2 separate regions of the Homo sapiens genome follow, and region 1 is linked to region 2. Evidence: chromatin loops called from intact Hi-C (ENCODE). Cell type or tissue: K562. All regions are shown on one strand. Each heading gives the region's core, and the rest is flanking DNA. Links, peaks and the distances in the headings are about the cores only.

Region 1 (11,061 bases), core at 3,405-5,904, 63 kb after region 2:
ACCTGCCCCTGCTTCCACTCATCTTCCAGACGGGTTCCCTCAACTGGAAATGTTCCCCAGCACATGCCCCTCTACGTGGGTGACTCAAAGCGCTTGGTTAGAGGATGGTAGCTGAGGCCAGTGACCAGGGTCAGGGCCCAGCCAATAGCTGAGGAAACTGTTTTCCTCCCTGGCCCCCTTGGCCTTGCAAGGGACCAGAAAGGCAACTAAACAGAAGGTCAGCTGACCTGAGTGTGTGTCTCTTGGCTCAAGAGTTTTTGGTGCTGCCCTGACCCCGACAGAGGTCTCTGCAGCATTTAGACGTGGAGGCAGTCACCTGAGCAGGTGCCTAGCACTCCAGCACCCCACTGGGATAAAGCAGTGTCTCCTGAGATGATGGCTGCTGTTGTAAGCTCCATGGGATTTGGAACTAACCTACTGTTGTCCGCATTTCGGTAGCTCACGGGACAGGAGAGGAGCAGGCAGTCCTTGGGCCGCGGGGATGGCCCTGGGTGGTGGAATCCCAGTCTGGAAGCAGCCAGGAAGAGTTGCTAAAGAGCAGTGAGCCCTGAGGGGTCTGCAGGTGTGTGAGCGTCTCCCAGGCAGCCCACCCTGGCCAGTGATGAGCCTTCTAGGCCTGGGCCCTGGTGACCCCAGTGTCATCACTGGGCAGGTCGCTCCCCTTAGTCTGACCTTAAGTCTCCCCTGTAACCTACCCCCTTGTTACCCTCAGAGTAACAGGGTTGGGTGAAGGTGATAGCTCAGTGTGGGTGGCTGAGCCTTGGGGAGTCTGCTGGGAGGAGGTTTGAGAGGGGCTCACCCCTGAGTAGGCACACCAGACAGCTTCTCCCTTGCCTGAGGAGCCCAGGGAGACCAATGTGCTGGGGAGGGGACCCCCAGTTATGTCTCGGTATCCAGGGCCCACAGTGGGGCCAGACCAGGGACCCAGCGCACCCCTTCCTCGCCTGCCTTGCCGCCACACACGTGTGTACATGTGACACTGACCCACATTCCTGCACACACTCACCCATGCCCTGCCTGCTTGGTTGGAAGTAGATTGGTGGCGGAAGTAAAATCGGGGAGTCCCTTGGAGGTGCAAGGGGAGGGGAGGGGAACTGACCTGAGGTCTAGAGGGCCAGGTGACCTCAGGGAGGGTCCGCTGCTGGGGAAGCACACCTGGCCCGTCCATGCTCTCACAGAGCCGGCATTCAGCCCCCAGGTGGGCCACGACCACCCCCCGCCCCACCACATACACACCTATGAGGGGAGACAGAGAGCCCTTCATCCCGGCCTTGGCCCTCCCAGAATACCCCATCCCACAGCCCCCTCAGACTCCCTCACCCCTGCCTGCCCAGACCTGGAGCCAGGATCTCCCGCCGTGGTGCCAAACCCCGAGGGGCGGTGATGGAGAAGTCTGGCTTCGTCTTGGAGCAGGGCCCTCCCTCCCCAGCAGGCTGGCTGGGCATCCCCTCCTCACTCCTGTGCACAGCAGCAGGCTTGCTGCCAACATCCCGCCTTCTCTGTCTCCCTCGAGTTTTCCTCCTCCGTCTCCTTCCTCAGGCCTTGGTCTGTATGTGAATCCAGTCTTTATGGAGGAGGGCATCTTGATTTCTCCTTCTCAGTTTTAATAACTTTCTCCCATGTTAGCTGTCTTCTTCCATTCCCATCACTGTATTGCTGTATTTGTGATTGAGTGAATGAATGAATGGGTCTCTATTACGCATTCCACCTCTCACCTCCTGCTCTGTCTCTGTGGCACTGGGTGTCCCTCCCCCACATACAGATGTCCAGGTCTCCTGCCCTCACCCTCAACTACGGGCCCAGGCACTCCCCACGGGCCAGCAGCTCCGGGCTCCCAGAATTTCTCCCTTATAAAGTCAGGCAGCAGCAGACACCCAGGAATGCTGCTGCTCCCATGACGCAGCCTGGCTGTGGGGCTGCCCCCAGGCAACCAGGAACATGGCGGGAGTGGGGCACACAGGGATCCATTGCCAGAGAGTGGGGTACAGTGGGGGTGCCTGGGTGGGTAGGGCTCACACGGGTGGTGCTGGGACCTGCTGGATCTCTTTCTGCTTCTCTTCGTCAAATCGCTTCTCCTCTGGAGCCTCAGTTTGTCTGTCTGGAAGGTGGAAGCTGAGTGCCCTGCAGCAGGCTTGAGCTACAGAGAATGCTGATGCTGTGGGACTCAGCACCCATGGAGGGTGGGGCCCCAGGCCGGGGCCCTCCAGACTGTCCTAGAGCAAAGGGTGATGTGCCCAGGGACAGCCAGGATGGGGCAGAGGGAAGAGGGAGCCAAAGAGCTAGGGGGAGACCAGGGGGAGCAGAGGCAGAGCCTGGCAGCAGGGATGGCCGGAGGCGAAGGAGAGATGGGGCAGATACAGGGACACAGGCAGCCTTCTGAGGACTCAGAAGGAACAGAGCCCACAGCAGCCCTCAGCCTGGAAGAGGCATCTGTGCCTGAGACCCGGCCCTGGCCTGGCTGGGGAAGGTGGGGCCCTGGCCGGGGGAGGCGGGCCTGATGGGCAGAGATGTTCCCCTCACAGCGACTCCTTGTCCCCGGAGCCTGGTGTCAGACAGAGGGCTGGGTGTCAGGCTGGAAGCCTCAGGGGCCCATCCACACTCCTCCTAGTAGTGCCTCCGGGGAGCCCGGAGATGCCAGCGCAGCCCTTGCCCTGACAGAGGGGGCTTGCTGGGGACCTTGACCGAGGTTTCCTCTAGCCCCTGAGAAGGGACTTGGCAGGGAAGGAAACAGGCTTTTTCTGTGCCCCCAGGCCTAGATCTCAGGAAGAAGGATGGAGCCACCCCACCCTCAGGCCCAGACAGCAGTGCCCTGTTTATGGGGAGGAAGGGTGGGAAGCCTGAGGATGTACCCACCTTTAGCAAACCTCTCTATGGGCGCTGAGCAGGAGGGGCAGGAACCCTCCAAGAACACACAGCCCCTTTCATGGAGCCAGGCCCAGCCAAGTAATGGCAGGCGGGCACCGAAGGGCAGGACAGGCCCGGGCACAATCATTGCTCTGTCCTGGCAGCTCCCGGCCCACACACGCGCACACACACACAAACACACAGCCTTACGCAAACCCAAAGCACACCCCCAGCAGCCACCCACATGCTTGCGCACACACAAATACACATCTATTAATATACAGCCCTGGACGCCCACTGACGCGCCTTCCAGAGAGAGAAACCCATACACGCAGCACTCTTCCTGCCCCTCCCACGGGCCCCCAGACCTGTGGGGCATCCTGCTCCTCTCATGCCCAAGGCTTGGCACCTCCAGGCACCCCATGCCATTAACCTTCCCCACATCCATATGGACAGCAAACTCCTAGATCAGGGAGAGACCCCCAGGACTAATCCCCACAGTCAGGAGGGGGAAGGGGTGGGAGGGACTGTGCCCATTTTACAGAATGGTGACACTGAGGCCTGAAGTGGGCCCCTTCTCCTGGCTCAGAGGGCAGCCCATGGGGCTGCTACAGGTTTGGTCTGCTGTTTTGATGAATCATGGGTCCTCTTGACCCAGGAGAATCAACGGCAGGTCTGATCCAGCCTGTGCCAATGTCTCCCCACAACCTCCTCCATCCCCCCGCCCCAGTCACGCAGCCGAGCCTAGCTTGACCCATTCTACTTTTCCCTCTACTTCTCTTCCTTCAAGTTAGCCAGAGGCTTTAGCGGGTGATGGAGCAGAAACCCTCCTAGCCCCACCCAAAGGGGACCTGTGTACTTCCTGCCAGTCTCACTCGGCCTTGCTGCTGTCCTCTGAGACTGCCTATTCCTCCCTCTCTGTGTCTGTACACCACCGTGACCTCCTCCAGGAAGTCCTCTGGATTGACTCCTAGCTTATTACATCTTAATTCTGCACACCCTCTCCATTTGAAGCCCCTCTTCAACTGCCCCCCCACCACCTCCAAGACAGGGATTCTGAGTTCTTGCAACTGAAGCCCCTCAGAGAGTGTAAGAGGGGCAGAAAAAAGGAGACCAGGAGGTGGAGGGAGTGGCGCTGTCAGAGTTTCCAGAGCCCTGGCCAGCAAGGCCTCAGAGGCCTCTGTTGGGGTGGGGGGCTGCCTGGCCACGCGCTCCAGCAGCACAAGACAGCCTGTGTGAGCCCCTCCCGCTCAGCCCCACAGGAAGCAGCAGGGCCCAGCCCCTCAATGGACCCATTCAGACCCCAGCGCTCTGGAAAGTACCTCTACTTCCTGCCACCCTCCCACTCTGGCCAAACAGGCTCTACTCTCCTCTGCTGGGAGGGGGCTGCAGGCAGGTGGTTCAGTGGTTAGGGCCAACCATCTAGTTCAGTTCCTGCCTGGCCCAGAGCCCTGATGTTGACCATGACTTGGCGGGTCTACATATACCTTTAGTGCAAGGGTGGGTAGGGGCAGGGACATGTGCCCCCTTCTCTGTGGGTGCTGGATAGGTAAATGTTTAGCAATGGGCTTTCTTGGGGAGGGGGAACCCTGATTTGCAGTATTTGCCTCTTTTCCTGGTATAAATGTTCTCACTGTGGGCAGTATCACCTGGCTCTCAAAATTCCTGAAAATTCAACAGTAGACTCCTGGCAGCTGCTGTCAGCCGCTCCAGCAGGTGACGGTGGTGGCTCTATCCTGCAGGGCCATGTGCCCCCACCCCTTGTGCTATGGCCTCCCTCACTTTAGTGTGCTGTGTTTTGCTCTTAGGAATCAATGTCTTTGCAGATAAGGCACCCCGGTAGGTGGCCGCCACCTGCAGTTCCCTGGTCTGTCCCTTGCTGGCGCCAAGCTCTGCTGAACCAGCTGGGCCGCCCCCGCGCAGATGGTCTGCAGGGCTCCCTTGATTCCCGTAGCTTCCCAGACAAGGTGCTGGTATTGCCAGCAGTGCTGGCAGGAGGAGATAACTAGAGGGGATTTAACTCAGCCCAAGGGGTTCTTACGGGATCTTTCTTGGACATCCCTCCCAGTGGGGCTGGCTGCCCTTAGGGTGTACAAGTCTCCGACTCCTCCAACGGCTGAAGCTGCTTACTCAGGCGGATGGCAGCTGGCTCAGGCTGGCCAGGGACCAGCACATGGGGCTGGTGCCGGATTATCCCTATCAAGGCCGTCAGCCTGTGCTCGCTCTCGGGTTTGAGGGAAGCCCAACAGGAATGAATCACCGTTTTTAACCCGTGTTTCTCTACCCCCCAGCCCTGGACATCTGCAGGCAAAGTCAAAGTTATATTTGGCTCTTATCACCACAAAAGGCATGGACCAGAAATTGTGGCAGCGGGTTGGAAGTCAGGGAGGCTAATCTGGGGAAACTGACTGGAGGAAGCAGCAATTCAAAAGAGGAGGAGTCCCAGTATGGGACAGAACGGGCCCTGCATAGGAACCACTAACCCCAGGCAAGCCCAGACATGGCCTTCTGCCTGGGGAGGCCCTCTTTGGCCTGCCCAGCAGACCCTCAGCCCCTCCCAAGCCCTGTCTTCAGCCTCAGCCTGCGTGGTGGCCTGGGGAAGTTAGGAACTCAGCTGTTCTCATCCCTGGTTCCTTGGCCACGGTGGAAACAATGGGGCCGGATCTGACTGCTCATCGGGGACTGTGAATAGCTCTCCAGCAGGAAGCAATAGCAAGGGTAATGGAGGAAGTGTGGGCCCACTTTGGTTTGACACTGCACATGGTCCCCATCTGGCCTCAGAGCCTTTGCTCCTTGGCAGACTCAGGCCAATAAGCTCCTGCCCCGACGCTCAATGGCAGCTGGAAGAATGGCCTGAGAGAGAAGCGGGGATAGGTGGGCCATGCTGACACCACCCCCAGATCCCAGTCGTGGCCTCAGCCAACCCATGGAGGCGGGGCATGGCACAGCAGGCGCTGCACAGGAGCCCAAGCACAAGGGCACTTAGGAGAAGGAATCTGAGCAGGGATCAGTCTGGACTGGGGGTGATTCTCCAGAAACTCCATTCCTTGGGGCTGTGACCACCAAGCCAGATGGTCAGGCCAGTTGCGGTTCCCTTTGGGCTGGGTCCAGGAGCCAGACCCACGAGGGAGACTCCTCTGGGGCCCAGGGGAGGCGAGTCAGAGCTGGCGGAGGCCTCTGGCTCCAGGAACCTCCAAGGAGGAGACCTGAGTTGCTGGGAATTTCTGGGTCTGACCTCCTGTAAATACAAGATCTGGGCTGGACACAAGGTGAGCCTGTGCCTTCTGGTGCCAGGACCAAGAAGATGCTGGGACCCGGGCAGTGCTCAGAGGCAGCACCATACAGCAGAACCATGAGGGTGCGCCAGCACGGACCCCTTTCTGCAACCCACCCGTCCCTCTTTGCGGCACCTCGCCTCCTCCAGGCAAGAGTCTGAGCCTTGACCACAGCTCCCTCTCTCACACAGCTTCCTTCTTCGGTGAGAACCACCTGGAGGTGCCTGTGGCCACGGCTCTGACCGACATAGACCTGCAGCTGCAGTTCTCCACGTCCCAGCCCGAAGCCCTCCTTCTCCTGGCAGCAGGCCCAGCTGACCACCTCCTGCTGCAGCTCTACTCTGGACGCCTGCAGGTGAGTGACGTCCCCCTGAGATCTGGGCGGGATTCGGGGTGGGATTCCTTCTCTAGCTTTGAGTGAACCCCAGCTGGCTGTGTGACCTTGTGTAAGTCACTTTTATCTTGGGGTCTTAAGTTCTCCACTGTGGGATGGGCAGCAGCAGCCCAGAAATGGTAAATCCTTCATGAACTGGCTCTGCCCACTGGCTCCCTCCAACCATGTTTCCCGCCACAACCCCTCGCTGGCCCTTTGTGCTCTGACAGCCCTGAACTGCTTTCAGTTCCTGGCCATCTTACAGTCGCTTGCTGCCAGGCTCTTGATGCACACTCCTTCTGCCAGGTGTGCGCCTCTCCCGTTCCCTGCACATGCCTAACTCCAGCCTCTCCTTGAAGTCTCAGTGTGGGCATCCCCTCCTCCTGGGCTAGGCCCCCTCCTGAGCCCCCATGACCCCTGTGCATCCCGGTGGCACTGCACCAATTTCTCTGCAGCACCATGGTCTGTCCACGACAGTAACAGCACCAGTACTGCCTCAGCTTCCTCATTTTTCCATTTCATCCTTCAAGACACCACAAGCTTTGTTAGCAAGGAGTCTTGTGGCTTTTTTGAGTCTTCCCCTAAACCATGAAGAGTTTAAGAACCCAGGGTCTTATTCCGAATTTGTGCCAGGCTGGGTGCAGTGGCTCATGCCTATAATCCCACCACTTTGGGAGGCCAAGGTGAGAAGATCACTCGAGCCTAGGAGTTCAAGTCTGGCCTAAGCCACACAATGAGTCCCCATCTCTATTTTTAAAAGAAAAAAATAACCGGACGCGGTGGCTCATGCCTGTAATCCCAGCACTTTGGGAGGCTGAGGCGGGTGGATCACCTGAGGTCAGGAGTTCGAGACCAGCCTGGCCAACATGGTGAAACCGTGTCTCTAATAAAAATACAAAAAAATTAGCCGGGCATGGTGACACATGCCTGTAATCCCAGCTACTCAGGAGGCTGAGGCAAGAGAATCACTTGAACCCAGGAGAAGGAGGTTGCAGTGAGCCGAGACCGCACCATTGCACTTCAGCCTGGGCAACAAGAACCAAACTCCGTCTCAAAAAAAAACAAATTTGGGGCAGCCATCTCCTTCCACACCCCATGGGGAGAGGACTAGGGCTTGGTCAGTCTGCTGCTTTCACTGTTAAACACCAGCGTGGTGCAGGCTGGTGCTGATGGCTGTCCAGTTCTGTAGGTACAATGATGCCACACCCCTACAGAGATGCTCCATACCAGGACTCCAAAATTATAGTTCTTAGTGCCCTGGTTCTGCAGTTACCATACTCTGCCACCTCCCATTCTACCATCTGGGAGCACCGTACCAGAGCCATTTCTGCTGTCAATGTCATGGAGACAGAACTATGTCCTTCATCTCTCCCCAAGATCTCCTTCCACCCCAGGTCAGGGAGCTTTTTTTCAGAACACAGAGTATTTAAATTTTAATTTAAAAATTAGCCTATTCCTGAACAGTGAGCCTGGCTGCCTTCAATGACCCCAAGAAACTTTGCTCTGTTGAAGGGGACTGATCAAGGGATTCCCAGTTACCCATTATTCCAAAGTTGAAATCCAGATTCCAAGACAATATTTCTGGCACCTCTCACTCAAGGAAAGAGGGGAAGAATTTAAAAACACAGGTTGGATTTCTAGGAGAGCATCTTGCTGTATGTCAGTTCCTTGTGGGCGAGGACCACATCTGATTCATATCAGGGTCCCCAGAGCCCATCCAGCCCTGGCCCAGAGTTTCCTTTGGTGAGTGTTTGGAGGATGAATAAAGAGATGGCAGGACGGCAAGAGGAGTGGCACCAGAGGCTCTTGTCCTAGGTTTTCCACTCTGGGGCCCCAAGTGTGGGGAACTCACTATGCTTTTTTTTTGTTTGTTTTTTGAGACAGAGTTTCGCTCTTGCTGCCCAGGCTGGAGTGCAATGGCATGATCTCAGCTCACTGCAACCTCCACCTCCCGAGTTCAAGCAATTCTCCTGCCACAGCCTCCAAAGTAGCTGGGATTACAGGCATGCGCCACCATGCCCAGCTAATTTTGTGTTTTTAGTAGAGACAGGGTTTCTCCATGTTGGCCAGGCTGGTCTCAAACTCCTAACCTCAGGTGATCCGCCTGCCTTGGCCTCCCAAAGTGCTAGGATTACAGGCATGAGCCACCACTGCAATCACGCCCGGCTCTATGCTTTTATAAGGGAAATGATGGATCCAAAGTGCTGTCCACTATCTCCCACTCCCCATCTCTCTTCAGGTCAGACTTGTTCTGGGCCAGGAGGAGCTGAGGCTGCAGACTCCAGCAGAGACGCTGCTGAGTGACTCCATCCCCCACACTGTGGTGCTGACTGTCGTAGAGGGCTGGGCCACGTTGTCAGTCGATGGGTTTCTGAACGCCTCCTCAGCAGTCCCAGGAGCCCCCCTAGAGGTCCCCTATGGGCTCTTTGTTGGGGGCACTGGGACCCTTGGCCTGCCCTACCTGAGGGGAACCAGCCGACCCCTGAGGGGTTGCCTCCATGCAGCCACCCTCAATGGCCGCAGCCTCCTCCGGCCTCTGACCCCCGATGTGCATGAGGGCTGTGCTGAAGAGTTTTCTGCCAGTGATGATGTGGCCCTGGGCTTCTCTGGGCCCCACTCTCTGGCTGCCTTCCCTGCCTGGGGCACTCAGGACGAAGGAACCCTAGAGTTTACACTCACCACACAGAGCCGGCAGGCACCCTTGGCCTTCCAGGCAGGGGGCCGGCGTGGGGACTTCATCTATGTGGACATATTTGAGGGCCACCTGCGGGCCGTGGTGGAGAAGGGCCAGGGTACCGTATTGCTCCACAACAGTGTGCCTGTGGCCGATGGGCAGCCCCATGAGGTCAGTGTCCACATCAATGCTCACCGGCTGGAAATCTCCGTGGACCAGTACCCTACGCATACTTCGAACCGAGGAGTCCTCAGCTACCTGGAGCCACGGGGCAGTCTCCTTCTCGGGGGGCTGGATGCAGAGGCCTCTCGTCACCTCCAGGAACACCGCCTGGGCCTGACACCAGAGGCCACCAATGCCTCCCTGCTGGGCTGCATGGAAGACCTCAGTGTCAATGGCCAGAGGCGGGGGCTGCGGGAAGCTTTGCTGACGCGCAACATGGCAGCCGGCTGCAGGCTGGAGGAGGAGGAGTATGAGGACGATGCCTATGGACATTATGAAGCTTTCTCCACCCTGGCCCCTGAGGCTTGGCCAGCCATGGAGCTGCCTGAGCCATGCGTGCCTGAGCCAGGGCTGCCTCCTGTCTTTGCCAATTTCACCCAGCTGCTGACTATCAGCCCACTGGTGGTGGCCGAGGGGGGCACAGCCTGGCTTGAGTGGAGGCATGTGCAGCCCACGCTGGACCTGATGGAGGCTGAGCTGCGCAAATCCCAGGTGCTGTTCAGCGTGACCCGAGGGGCACGCCATGGCGAGCTCGAGCTGGACATCCCGGGAGCCCAGGCACGAAAAATGTTCACCCTCCTGGACGTGGTGAACCGCAAGGCCCGCTTCATCCACGATGGCTCTGAGGACACCTCCGACCAGCTGGTGCTGGAGGTGTCGGTGACGGCTCGGGTGCCCATGCCCTCATGCCTTCGGAGGGGCCAAACATACCTCCTGCCCATCCAGGTCAACCCTGTCAATGACCCACCCCACATCATCTTCCCACATGGCAGCCTCATGGTGATCCTGGAACACACGCAGAAGCCGCTGGGGCCTGAGGTTTTCCAGGCCTATGACCCGGACTCTGCCTGTGAGGGCCTCACCTTCCAGGTCCTTGGCACCTCCTCTGGCCTCCCCGTGGAGCGCCGAGACCAGCCTGGGGAGCCGGCGACCGAGTTCTCCTGCCGGGAGTTGGAGGCCGGCAGCCTAGTCTATGTCCACCGCGGTGGTCCTGCACAGGACTTGACGTTCCGGGTCAGCGATGGACTGCAGGCCAGCCCCCCGGCCACGCTGAAGGTGGTGGCCATCCGGCCGGCCATACAGATCCACCGCAGCACAGGGTTGCGACTGGCCCAAGGCTCTGCCATGCCCATCTTGCCCGCCAACCTGTCGGTGGAGACCAATGCCGTGGGGCAGGATGTGAGCGTGCTGTTCCGCGTCACTGGGGCCCTGCAGTTTGGGGAGCTGCAGAAGCAGGGGGCAGGTGGGGTGGAGGGTGCTGAGTGGTGGGCCACACAGGCGTTCCACCAGCGGGATGTGGAGCAGGGCCGCGTGAGGTACCTGAGCACTGACCCACAGCACCACGCTTACGACACCGTGGAGAACCTGGCCCTGGAGGTGCAGGTGGGCCAGGAGATCCTGAGCAATCTGTCCTTCCCAGTGACCATCCAGAGAGCCACTGTGTGGATGCTGCGGCTGGAGCCACTGCACACTCAGAACACCCAGCAGGAGACCCTCACCACAGCCCACCTGGAGGCCACCCTGGAGGAGGCAGGCCCAAGCCCCCCAACCTTCCATTATGAGGTGGTTCAGGCTCCCAGGAAAGGCAACCTTCAACTACAGGGCACAAGGCTGTCAGATGGCCAGGGCTTCACCCAGGATGACATACAGGCTGGCCGGGTGACCTATGGGGC
Region 2 (10,461 bases), core at 1-2,500:
AAATAAAACATTAATTTCAACATGGCTTTGTCTATTTTGCTTTAAAAGTATAACCACCAAGCCATTCTATTTTTAGGAAGACACATTCTTTTTGGAATGTTAAAAACTATGATAACTATTCTTAAGTCCTAAATGACCAGTATGGGTATTAGTAGATAACTGGACACAGTGCAAGGTCAGAAGGGTGACTGAGTGTGGCAGAAAGGGCAGTATCTCCAGCAACTGCAGATGGATAAATGACAATGAGTCCAGATAATGGATTATGATACAACCATTCAAATAATGCTTATGAGTACTTGATAACATAGGCAAAAGCTTAAGATACAATGTTTTAGACAGAAAAAAGGGAAGGTGGAAAAAAATAGATGGAAAGCATGACTTCAATCATGCATACTGATGCTTCCACTTTATTTTTATTTTTTGAGACAGGGTCCCACTCTGTTGCCCAGGCTGGAGTGCAGTGACATCATGATCTCGGCTCACTGCAGCCTCTACTTCCTGGGCTCAAGCAGTGCTCCCACCCTAGCCTCCTAACTACCTGGGACTACAGGCATGTGCCACCATGCCCAGCTAATTTTTTGTATTTTTAGTAGAGATGGGGTTTTGCCATGTTGCCCAGTCTGGTCTCAAACTCCTGAGCTCAAGGGATCTGCCTGCCTCGCCCTCCACAAGCCGGCCGGCCTGCTCTGTCTTACCCGCCCCCCCACTCCTGCCCCCCACTCCTGCCCCCGTCTCAGGAGCGGGATGGCGGTGGACTCTTCTCTACCAGACCTGCAGCCCTCACACCCGCACACACTGTGTTTGCGGAGAGGCCAGTGAAGACACCCTCCCCCCGTTTCCGGAGCCACTGTCGCCCCCTCATTCCCGCTCCAGCAGCCCATGCCTCGCTTCACCTCTGGTGCCTCACCATCAGGCCAAGAAGCCAGGGCCCGGGAATTTCTTTTTCCGGTGGCGCCAGGTCAACAGATTCGACGATCACGTGACTTGGACAAACGGCCTCTGGGAGGGCGGGGTCTGCTCGAGTGAGGCCGGAAGCGGACCACAGCCCGCAGGAGGTGCTGGAGGGCGAAATGCTGGCGTCTCCTCCTATGTCTTCCAGAATCCTTCCCTGGAAAAAAAGCAGCGCCCACCGCCAGTTTAACTGAGGACCGAATTAAGACATTAGGAAAGACAGTGGAAGTTATTTCATTTGTTTAACTTAAGGGGGTAGGATCCCGGGAGCCAGGGGGATTCAGGTCATTGCCATGTTTTCCACTGTTAAGCGAATAGCATTATACACAGCTGCGGGCTGCGGCAAAAGACATTTTAAAAACTATTGAAATCTACTACACATGCAGAAAATTGTACCTATTAGAAATATAAAGCTTAATAAGTGTTCATTAACTGTAGACCTCACATAACCAGCACCCAGATAAGGAAATAACCAGATAACTTCTTCAAGTGCATGGGTGTTTTATTTCATTTTGATGAATTGTGTAGGTGCCTAGCAAAAAGGGCTGTCATAATTAACATGCTCAGGAAAACTCCCTACAATTTCAACATCAATAGATGCTTATTTTTTGCCAGTCTGATGGGGGAAAAAATCCGTTGCTTAGATTGCAGTGGTAGTCTGCTTACTGGTAGCTCTGAGCTAATGGGTTGTCTAAAACAACTAAGTTTCCGACATTGACTTGAAGAGGCAAAAACAAAAAGACAAAACAACAACAAAAATACATTAGAGAATAGACTAATAACCAGAGAAGAAATTGAATACAGTTGTCCCTTAGAAACCTCAGGATATTGGTTCCAGGACCCCAGAGATACCAAAATTCACAGATGCTCTGATATAATATGGCATAGTATTTGCATATAACCTATGCACATCCTTCCGTAGACTTTAAATCACCTCTAGATTACTATAATACTTAATACAACGTAAATGCTTTGTAAATAGCTGTATGAAGTATTTTTAAATTTGTTTTTTTATTTTACTTTTTCCAAATATTTTTGATGCACAGTTGGTCAAATCCAAGGATCCAGAACCCGAGGATACAGAGGGCTGACCGTAGTTTGAGCTCTCTCCTCAATTCCATGCCTATCCCATGCACCAGGTGCAGCTGGTTTTATTGCAGGCTTTCAGGTTTTCAAAAGACAGAGCTCATGACAAGTAAACTGCTCTATGGAATAGAAAGAAATGGAAAATGTCCCAATTCATGGTAAAATTGAACTCATTTCTGAAGAGTTCTTTTACAAATCATAAGCACTAGCCTGTTGAAAACAACAGTATGTTAAGTTACTAGACTATCCTATACCATGTCAAAGAAAAATTTTAAGAACATAAGACCTTTAATCATAGCACTTTGGGGGACCAAGGCCAGTGGATCACTTGAGCCCAGGAGTTCTAGACCAGCTTGGGCAACATAGGGAGACCCCAGTCTCTACAAAAAATTAGCTGCTTCTGCTGGTGCACAAGTGTCGTCCCAGCTACCTAAGAGGCTGAGGTGGGAGGATCTCTTGAGCATGGGATGTGGAGGCTGCAGTGAGCCATGATGGTACCTCTGTACTCCATCCAGCCTGAGCAACAGAATGAGACCATCTCAAAAAAAAAAAAAAAAAGGAAAACAGAAAAAAAAAAAAAAAAGGCTGGGTGCGGTGGCTCACGCCTGTAATCCTAGCACTTTGGGAGGCCAAGGCAGGCAGATCACCTGAGGTCAGGAGTTGGAGACCAGCCTGGCCAATATGGCAAAACCCGTCTCTACTTAAAAAAAAAAAATAGCTGGGCATGGTGGTGGGTGCCTGTAATCCCAGCTACTCGAGAGGCTGAGGCACGAGAATCGCTTGAACCCGGGAGGTGGAGGCTGCAGTGAGCTGAGATTGCACCGCTGCATTTCAGTCAGCTTGAGCAACAGGGTGAGACTCCATCTCAAAAAAAAAAAAAAAAGACGTAAGAATGGTTCAACTTTTATTTCATCCTATCAATAGGTTAAAGAAGAGAAAAATGGATAGATTTGGAAAACCATTTTTTATTTAAAAAGAGAAAATTAAGAACCGATGAAAAACTGTCTTAAGAGTATTTGAAAAAAACAGCAAATTTAACATCAGACAGACAAAGTATTTAAATTCAGAAATAAAGTGGGTGGCGTGCTGGAGCATTTTAATGTCATACTGGAGCATTATTTCACAGATACTTGTTTTACAATTAAAGATGATTTGACTATTTAGAGCCGTGGTTCTCATACATTAGAGTGCATCATAATCCCCTGCAGGGCTTGTGAAACGGGCTGCTGGGCCCCACACCAGAGTTTCTAACTCAATAGGACTGAGGTGGGGCCTGAGCATTGCATGTCTATGTTCCCAGGTGACGCTGATACTTCCAATTTGAGACTATGCTTTGAAAACCACAAATATAGGGAAATATACTAGAGAATATGTTATGAATATACTGGAGAATATGTATATATGTTAACTTACAGATTTCTGTGCAGTGGAAAAGATAATTCCCAAGGATGACAGTTTTATTTCCCAATACAATTTTTTTTTTGAGTCAGCTCACTGCAGCCTCTACCTCCCAGGTTCAAGTGATTCTCCTGCCTCAGCCTCCCAAGTAGCTGGGACTATAAGCACCCACCACTGTGCCTGGCTAATTTTTGTATTTTTAGTAGAGACAGGGTTTCACCATGTTGGCCAGGCTGGTCTTGAACTCCTGACCTCAGGTGATCCACCCACCTCGGCCTCCCAAAGTGCTGCGATTACAGGCATGAGCTATCATGCCTGGCCTCCCTACAGGATATTAACAAGTTTTGTCTCTATCTCAGAATGCATTTCAGAATGCACTTCCTGGAACACTATAGACACTGTCTCTCAAAATGCTCCTCTAACTAGCTTCACCATGTTGCTGACTCCCTTGTAAATTAAAATATCTTATACATATTCCTTCATTATCTGTATGAAAGTCAAGCTTTTCGCATTGTGAAAATTATACTTCAGGCTGGGTGCAGTGGCTCACGCCTGGAATCCCAGCACTTTGGGAGGCCAAAGTGGTGGTATCACTTGAGGCCAGGAGTTTGACACCAGCCTGGCCAACATGTCGAACCCCATGTATACTCAAAAAAAATCAAAATTAGCTGGGTGTGGTGGCACACACCTGTAGTTCCAGCTAATTGGGAGGCTGAGGCACAAGAATTGCTTGAACCCGGGAGGCAGAAGTTGCCATGAGCTGAGATCGTGCCACTGCACTCCAGCCAGAGCCAGACCGAGACTCTGTCTCAAATTTAAAAAAAAAAGAAAGAAAGAAAAGTATACTTTGATACAGTATGCTAATATAAAGGATATAATATGGTTTAGCTCTGTGTCCCCATCCAAATCTCACCTTGAATTGCAATAATCCCCACATGTCAAGGGTGGGACCAGGTGGAGATAATTGAATCATGGGGGTGGTTTCTCCTGCGCTGTTCTCGTGATAGTGAGTGAGTTCTCACGAGATCTGATGGTTTTATAGCAGGCTTTCCCCTTTGCTCGGCTCTCCTTCTCTCTCCTGCTGCCCTGGCAAGAGGTGTCTTCTGCCATAATTGTAAGTTTCCTGAGGCCTCCCCGGCCATGCAGAACTGTGAGTCAATTTAAACCTCTTTTCTTTATAAATTACCCAGTCTTGGGTATTTCTTCATAGCAGCATGAGAATGGACTAATACAGTGTACTAATAACAGCCCAGACAGTAGTATACAGGTACTACTATACTTTGATGCTAGAGGTATTCCCATTAAGGTCAGGAGCAGTATGCGCTATCGTTACCATGATCTAACATTGTTCCAGAGGGTTTTAGGTCAGCAGTTCTCAACTGGAGGTGATTTTGCCGCCCTGGGGATATTTGACAGTATCTGAAATCACTTTGGCTGTCACACTGAGGAGTGCTGCTGGCATGTGGCAGGCGGAGGCTGGGGATGCTGCTAAACATCCTGCGAGGCGCAAACAGCTCCAGAACAGAGAACTGTCCAGCCCTAAACATCAACAGTGCTGCTGTGGAGAAAGCCTGGTCTAGACAAATAAAACATGGGAAATCCATTAACATAAATGTGGGTGGATAATCAACTGGCATTTGCCAATGGCAGTCTAGCTAGGAGGTCCAAAAGGAGCACCTGAAGAACAGTTAGATTTTGCAGGGGCTGCATGGTGGCTCATGCCTGTAACCCCAGTGCATTGTGAGGTCGCATTGGGAATATCTCTTGAGGCCAGGAGTTCAAGACCAGCCTGGGCAACATAGTGAGACCGCATCTCTACCAAAAATTTAAAAATCAGCCAGATGTGGGGGTGTGCTCTGATAGTCCCAGCTGCTGAGATGGGAGTATCGCTTGAGCCCGGGAGCTGGAGGCTACGGTGAGCTGTGATCAAGCCACTGTACTCTAAAAAAATTTTGAGACAGGGTTTTTCTCTGTTGCATACGGGGTCTTGCTGTGTTGCCCAGGCTGGTCTCGAACTCCTGGCCTCAAGCAGTCTTCCTGCCTCGGCCTCCGAAAGTGTTGAGATTACATGAGCCACTGCCCCTGGCCTTATGAAATAAAAATTTTAAAAAAAGAAGTTACAGGATGTTATGTGGCCTGTTGAAAGATGTTGGAAAACAGTTGTGCATGTGACCCAGCTATAACCAGTTATAAAAGTATCAGGATTAAGAAATGTACTGCGTCTGGCTTTCCCAAGTTTAGGTTCCTGCTGAAAGAATGAGATGGACCTTTGTTTCTTCTTCTGCTCCTCAACTCCCTGCAAGAACCAGGACTGTGCATTTTGACGGGCAGGCTCTTACCCCTGGCAGGCCACAGAGGGCATGCAGAGCCTTTCTGCGTGTGTTTTCTGGGCAGTCAGATAAAGACCCCCTGTCCAGGCCTTTGTTTAGGATATTTGGCCCATGGAGGAACGAGGCTGGAATCACCTGGGAGGGGCAGAGGCTTCGACTGGAAGGAGGAGTGACCTGAACTCCAGGTTCTGGGCCTACACTTTGTTCCCATGCAGCACCCTGTTAGTGGTGACTGGGGCCTGGAAGTCAGGGGCCTTGGTGGCCAAGTGTCGGCTGGACAGGAGGAGCTGAGGAAGGTGAGGGGCATCTCTCCAGCACTGCCCCCCACCCCATCCCCAAATCAATGCCCTCTGACAGCTCAGACACAGCCCCAGCCAGCAGCAGTGCAGGTCAGGAAGGGCAAATGCACTCAGCACGGATCTGCTCCATAGTCTCCGCCTCACTTCATCTCGGGTTGAGGGGAGTGAGTCCCCGCAGCACTCGTGATATCCTGTCAGCTGAAAACATTCAGCTTGATTTAGAAAGATAAGGTGGGACATCTCTTGGGCATGGCGTGTGGAGCAGTGACATCCCTCTGTGGCAGCGAGTCAAGCAATAAACCAGAATGTGCAAAACCTGCGTCCCAGAATCACCGTTCCTGGAAGAAAAGCCTATATTGTCAAGATGCCCACTCCTAAATTAACCCAAACTTTCCACCCAGCCTCGAAAAACCAGTAGAACTTTGACGTTAATATACTAACCCTCAGTTCTATACAGAAATGTGTAAGAATAGCCACATACTGTAATGTGCGGTCATTGAGAGAGAGGAGCCCGACAGAACAAATGGAACCAAGTCCAGAGACATGTCTGTCTAGGCGCAAGATGCCAGCATGTGTGTCAGCCAGGGAAGCAGACCAGGAGGAGATATTTATTAAGATTTTAAACCAGGCTCCATAGCTCAGGCCTATAATTATAATACTTTGTGAGGCTGAGGTGGGAGGATCACTTGAGCCCAGGAGTTTGAGGCTGCAGTGAGCTATGATTGTGCCACTGAATTGCAGCCTGAATGACAGAGGAAGACCCCATCTCAAAAAGAGTGCGCAGATGCACCCTTACATTAAGCCACCTTGGGTATACCTTCCAAGACTGGTGAGGCGTTACTCAGGACAAGGGCCCAGCCCTAGCTCAGCTTCCACCTCCTGAGCGACACCTGGAGGAGGTGGCCACAGTGTCCTCAGTCCAGTCTCTGTTGGGTTTCAGATCCCCTGATCATCATGCCTTTTTTGCCCAAGCTCTGCCTCATTATGGCCTTCACTGACCGCAGCCTCTTCCACCTCCCCAAGGGGACCCCTGCTCATGCTCTCCAGCCCACAGGAGTGCCTGCTTCTCCAGGAAGCCCATCCTCCTGGCTCTGGGCTCTATATAGGAGAGCTGGGCAGGCTGGATCCCACCACTGAGTTCAGTCTCGGGGGTCTCCACCCATGCTAGGCTTCCACTGATGGGACATAAGTGGCCAGGGGGGTTCTTTACATCCACACAAGAGCCCCATGATGACCAGGAATGGGGTTCTGAGAGGCTAAATGACTTGCCCAGGGCCCCAGAGCTGTCTAGAATCCTGCACTGCCATATCCAAGGCTGTGTTTGGGCCTCCCACTCGGGGCCCGGACACCCCTCTGCATCTACCAGGCTGGGAAACACATGTCTGCTGTAGCTTCCTCCCAGTGACTTACAGCAGCTGCAGATTTCTGGGGGGACTTCTACGGGGCCCACCACAGTAGGGAGCTGAGAACTCTTAGAGAGCCCTGAGTTTTCTCTCCGGCCCCTTCAGCTCTGAACTCATACTAGTTGCTCTGATACAAGAACAGGCCTTGGTGAGGGTTTTGGGGCTCTTGTCAGTAGCCCAGGCCTTCAGGAATCAGGTGATGTTGATGTGGAGAGGAGGTGCCTGCTGGAGGGACTGGGGGGAGCAAGCATAGCCCAGGGCCCTGGCCTCCTGCTGGGGCATCCCCCTCTTCCTTCCCAGGGTCCCCTGAGAATCCGAAGGCATCCAGGGTAAAGTGCAGTGTTCAGCTGTGTCCTGGGGTCCAGGAAAGCCAAGGACAAGTTGCTCTACCTGCTGTCCACCAGGCACCCTGGCAGAGAACAGCCTCAGCCCACCCTAGCCCAACACCAGATCCCAGGGACTGATCCACCTGTAAGAGGGCAGCATGGGACTGCCCCCATTGTCCCCAGAGAGTCCCCTCAGTCATGGGCTCTGACCAGGGTGCAGGTGGCCCAGCAGGCTGGCCCATTGTGGGTGTGGCTGTCCATTGGTCCTCTAAAGAGCCTCAGGGGCTTGTGGCAGCTGGTGTATGTCTGGGCTTGGAAGTAGAGGATGTCCCCCAGCCACAGGGCAGGGGACACTTGTTTTGAATTCCAGTCCTCTGCAAGGACAGAGAACCCAGGCTCTGAGCACCCCAGCTCTGCCTGCCCTACCCACAACCTACCACCATTTGGCCCAGGCAAGTTGCCCCAGCTCCCGCAGAGGGAGCCACCCTTCCCACCTCCTGATGTTTGCCCACACCAGTCAAGTTCCATTCTGGAAAAACCCTCTGTGTCCTTGGGAAGGCACCTCCTCCTTGACTCCTTTCCAGAGCTATCATCCCCACTTTAATTTTCTACCTGTCATTCAATGCAGAGACCAGCTTCTTCCCAGGGCCAGGGCTGCTCTGGAGGCAGGGAGGCTTTGGCCAGGCTGTGGGGTGTAGCAAAGCACCGGGTATAGACCAGGCTCTCCAGGCACACCTGGGCAGAGAAGTCAGAGACCCACAGGTGAATGCCTCTCCTTCTGGCCCCACCCACCTCACAGGCAGAAAGAGGGAGGCTTCACAAGGAGGTTGACGTAAACAGGGGAGCCCAGGTTACCTCTGTCTGATCTCCTGCCCTCCTGGGAGAAAGCCAGAGGTTGGAGCTGGGAGGCGTCGAGAGCCCTGGCCCCGTCCTGGTTTCACTGATGAGGTTCAGGGAGGGGCTGGGTCAGCCCAAGTCACTGAGTCCATAAGTGACTCATATAAGTCCATATGGTTCTGACCATAACCCAGGACCCTAGAGCTAGCCAAGGCCCCATCCCTTTCCCACGTATATCATCCTTTTCCCACGTAGGGGCATGAACTGGCTTCTGGCTTCTAAGGCCGAGGCCCAGCACACCTCTACCTCCCCTTGCCTGCAGCTGTTGTTACACATCAAAAGTGAGTTTTCCCTGAGGGGCAGGAAGCATAGCTCCCTGGGCTGGACCAGGTGGCCAATCCAAACAAGACCCTGTGCATCCCCACAAGCCAGGCCTTCTCACACCATGCAGCAGCTGAGGGCACCAGGATACCCTGGGGGATTCCAAAGACGAGCCCTCCTACAGGCTCCCACAGCAGCACTGCCAACCCCAGACCTGCCATAAGCCCTGTATCCATCCAGCCTTCGAGAACCTGGCCATTCACACATACCTGCCCCACTCCTGACACCTGGCTTTCCTGTGAAAAGTGGAACTGGTTCCACCTAGGCAAGCTGGAGAAGGGCCTCAGGAAATCACCATTTTGGGGACTTGTTCTAATCATTCATTCATTTATTCACCAAATACCCACTGTCCACCTTTCTGTACCAGGCCAGGGGTGATGCGTCAAGCAGAACACATGTCCCAAGGAGCTTTCCTCTCTTTAGAGACAGACAGGTGGACTCTCAGACCATGAGGTGCCCTCTGGGCTGGGGGTGCCCAGGGCTGGATGCAGGGGAGGGCCGCACCCACAGGAGATGCTCATGGGTATGGATGTGGAGGCCACCATGGGGTAAGGGTGTGACCTGGGGCAGGTGCAGGGCCTGCTCTATCTGGAAGGCTTCCTGACTCTGCCAACAATAGACCGTGGCTAGATCAGGCTTCATGTCGATTTTTAATATTATATTTAATACATTTTGATTATGTAACTAAACATTATTGTGATAAAAATTATGAGATATAGAAAAGTTAAAAACACAAAAAACCAGCAAACCCCTTCTCTCCCCAAATAACTGCTTCAACAGTATTTTCTGACTTGTTTTCCCATGTATCTGCAGCTATAAACATAAGCTGCACAAGATAGTATCCTTCCCCATATTCTACTTTGGAGCTGGATTTTTCACTCAGCAGTGAATAGAGGCAGGCTTTAAACAGGCCACGCATTGTGAGGGCCCTGGGAAAGGAGACTGACCATGTTGCTGGGTGACCTTGGGCAAGTCTCGCCCTCCTCAGAGCCTGGATTTCCTCAGTCCGGTGAAGGGCAGGAAGGGCTGCAGTAGGACTACATCAGCGCTTCCCAAACTCAGAACCGCCACGTGGAGCTGTGTGAGCTGTCACTGCACAACCCCAGGGGCAGGAGCATTCTTGTCACGGCCTCTGTGAGTGGGGCTCCTGCCCAAAAGTGTGCTGTGGCAACCTGGGGCCCACAGGAGGATTTTAGGCGATATGCGGATGAATTGATTTTTACCATTTCCTTCTATCTGTAGTGAATGAGACCGATTCTCACCGGGAGGGCGTGTTAAACCACAGGTCGCTGAACCCACGCCTCAGAGGTTCTGATTCAGGAGGTCTGGGACGGCGCCTGAGAATCTGCATTTCTAACAAGTTCTCAGCTGATGGTGATGCTGATGCTGCTGGCTCAGGGACCACACTCTGAGAACCACTAACCACAAGTTTCCTTTTATTCATTTATTT

The links. A loop is a pair of places that touch in the nucleus more often than their neighbours do. Peaks named below come from ENCODE experiments on the same cell type or tissue, not always from the same donor. Only the 100,000 strongest peaks of a DNase experiment are listed, where the experiment ranks them.
Region 1: it touches region 2 in a loop (8-fold over the local background); 2 of 110 quality-filtered maps call a loop at or near these places.

What each region holds. Positions count from the first base shown.
Region 1 is chr15:75,688,483-75,699,543 of GRCh38, reverse strand. It overlaps CSPG4 (chondroitin sulfate proteoglycan 4), which reads left to right. Exons shown (of 10, transcript NM_001897.5): 2 at 6,311-6,474; 3 at 8,732-11,061. Among named protein-coding and RNA genes, the nearest start is that of CSPG4, 19 kb to the left of the region's middle. RefSeq lists enhancers at 687-1,434, 1,435-2,184, 4,111-4,200, 4,801-4,950, 4,434-5,183 and 1 more and a silencer at 4,922-5,216. In K562, for the core only: a CTCF peak has its summit at 4,727 (motif pointing left); DNase peaks (open chromatin) are centred at 4,773 and 4,923.
Region 2 is chr15:75,749,060-75,759,520 of GRCh38, reverse strand. It overlaps LOC101929408 (a long non-coding RNA gene), which reads right to left and starts at 979. Exons shown (of 4, transcript XR_932487.3): 1 at 894-979. RefSeq lists an enhancer at 7,586-8,147. In K562, for the core only: a CTCF peak has its summit at 1,051; a DNase peak (open chromatin) is centred at 1,020; H3K4me3 peaks cover 1,131 bases.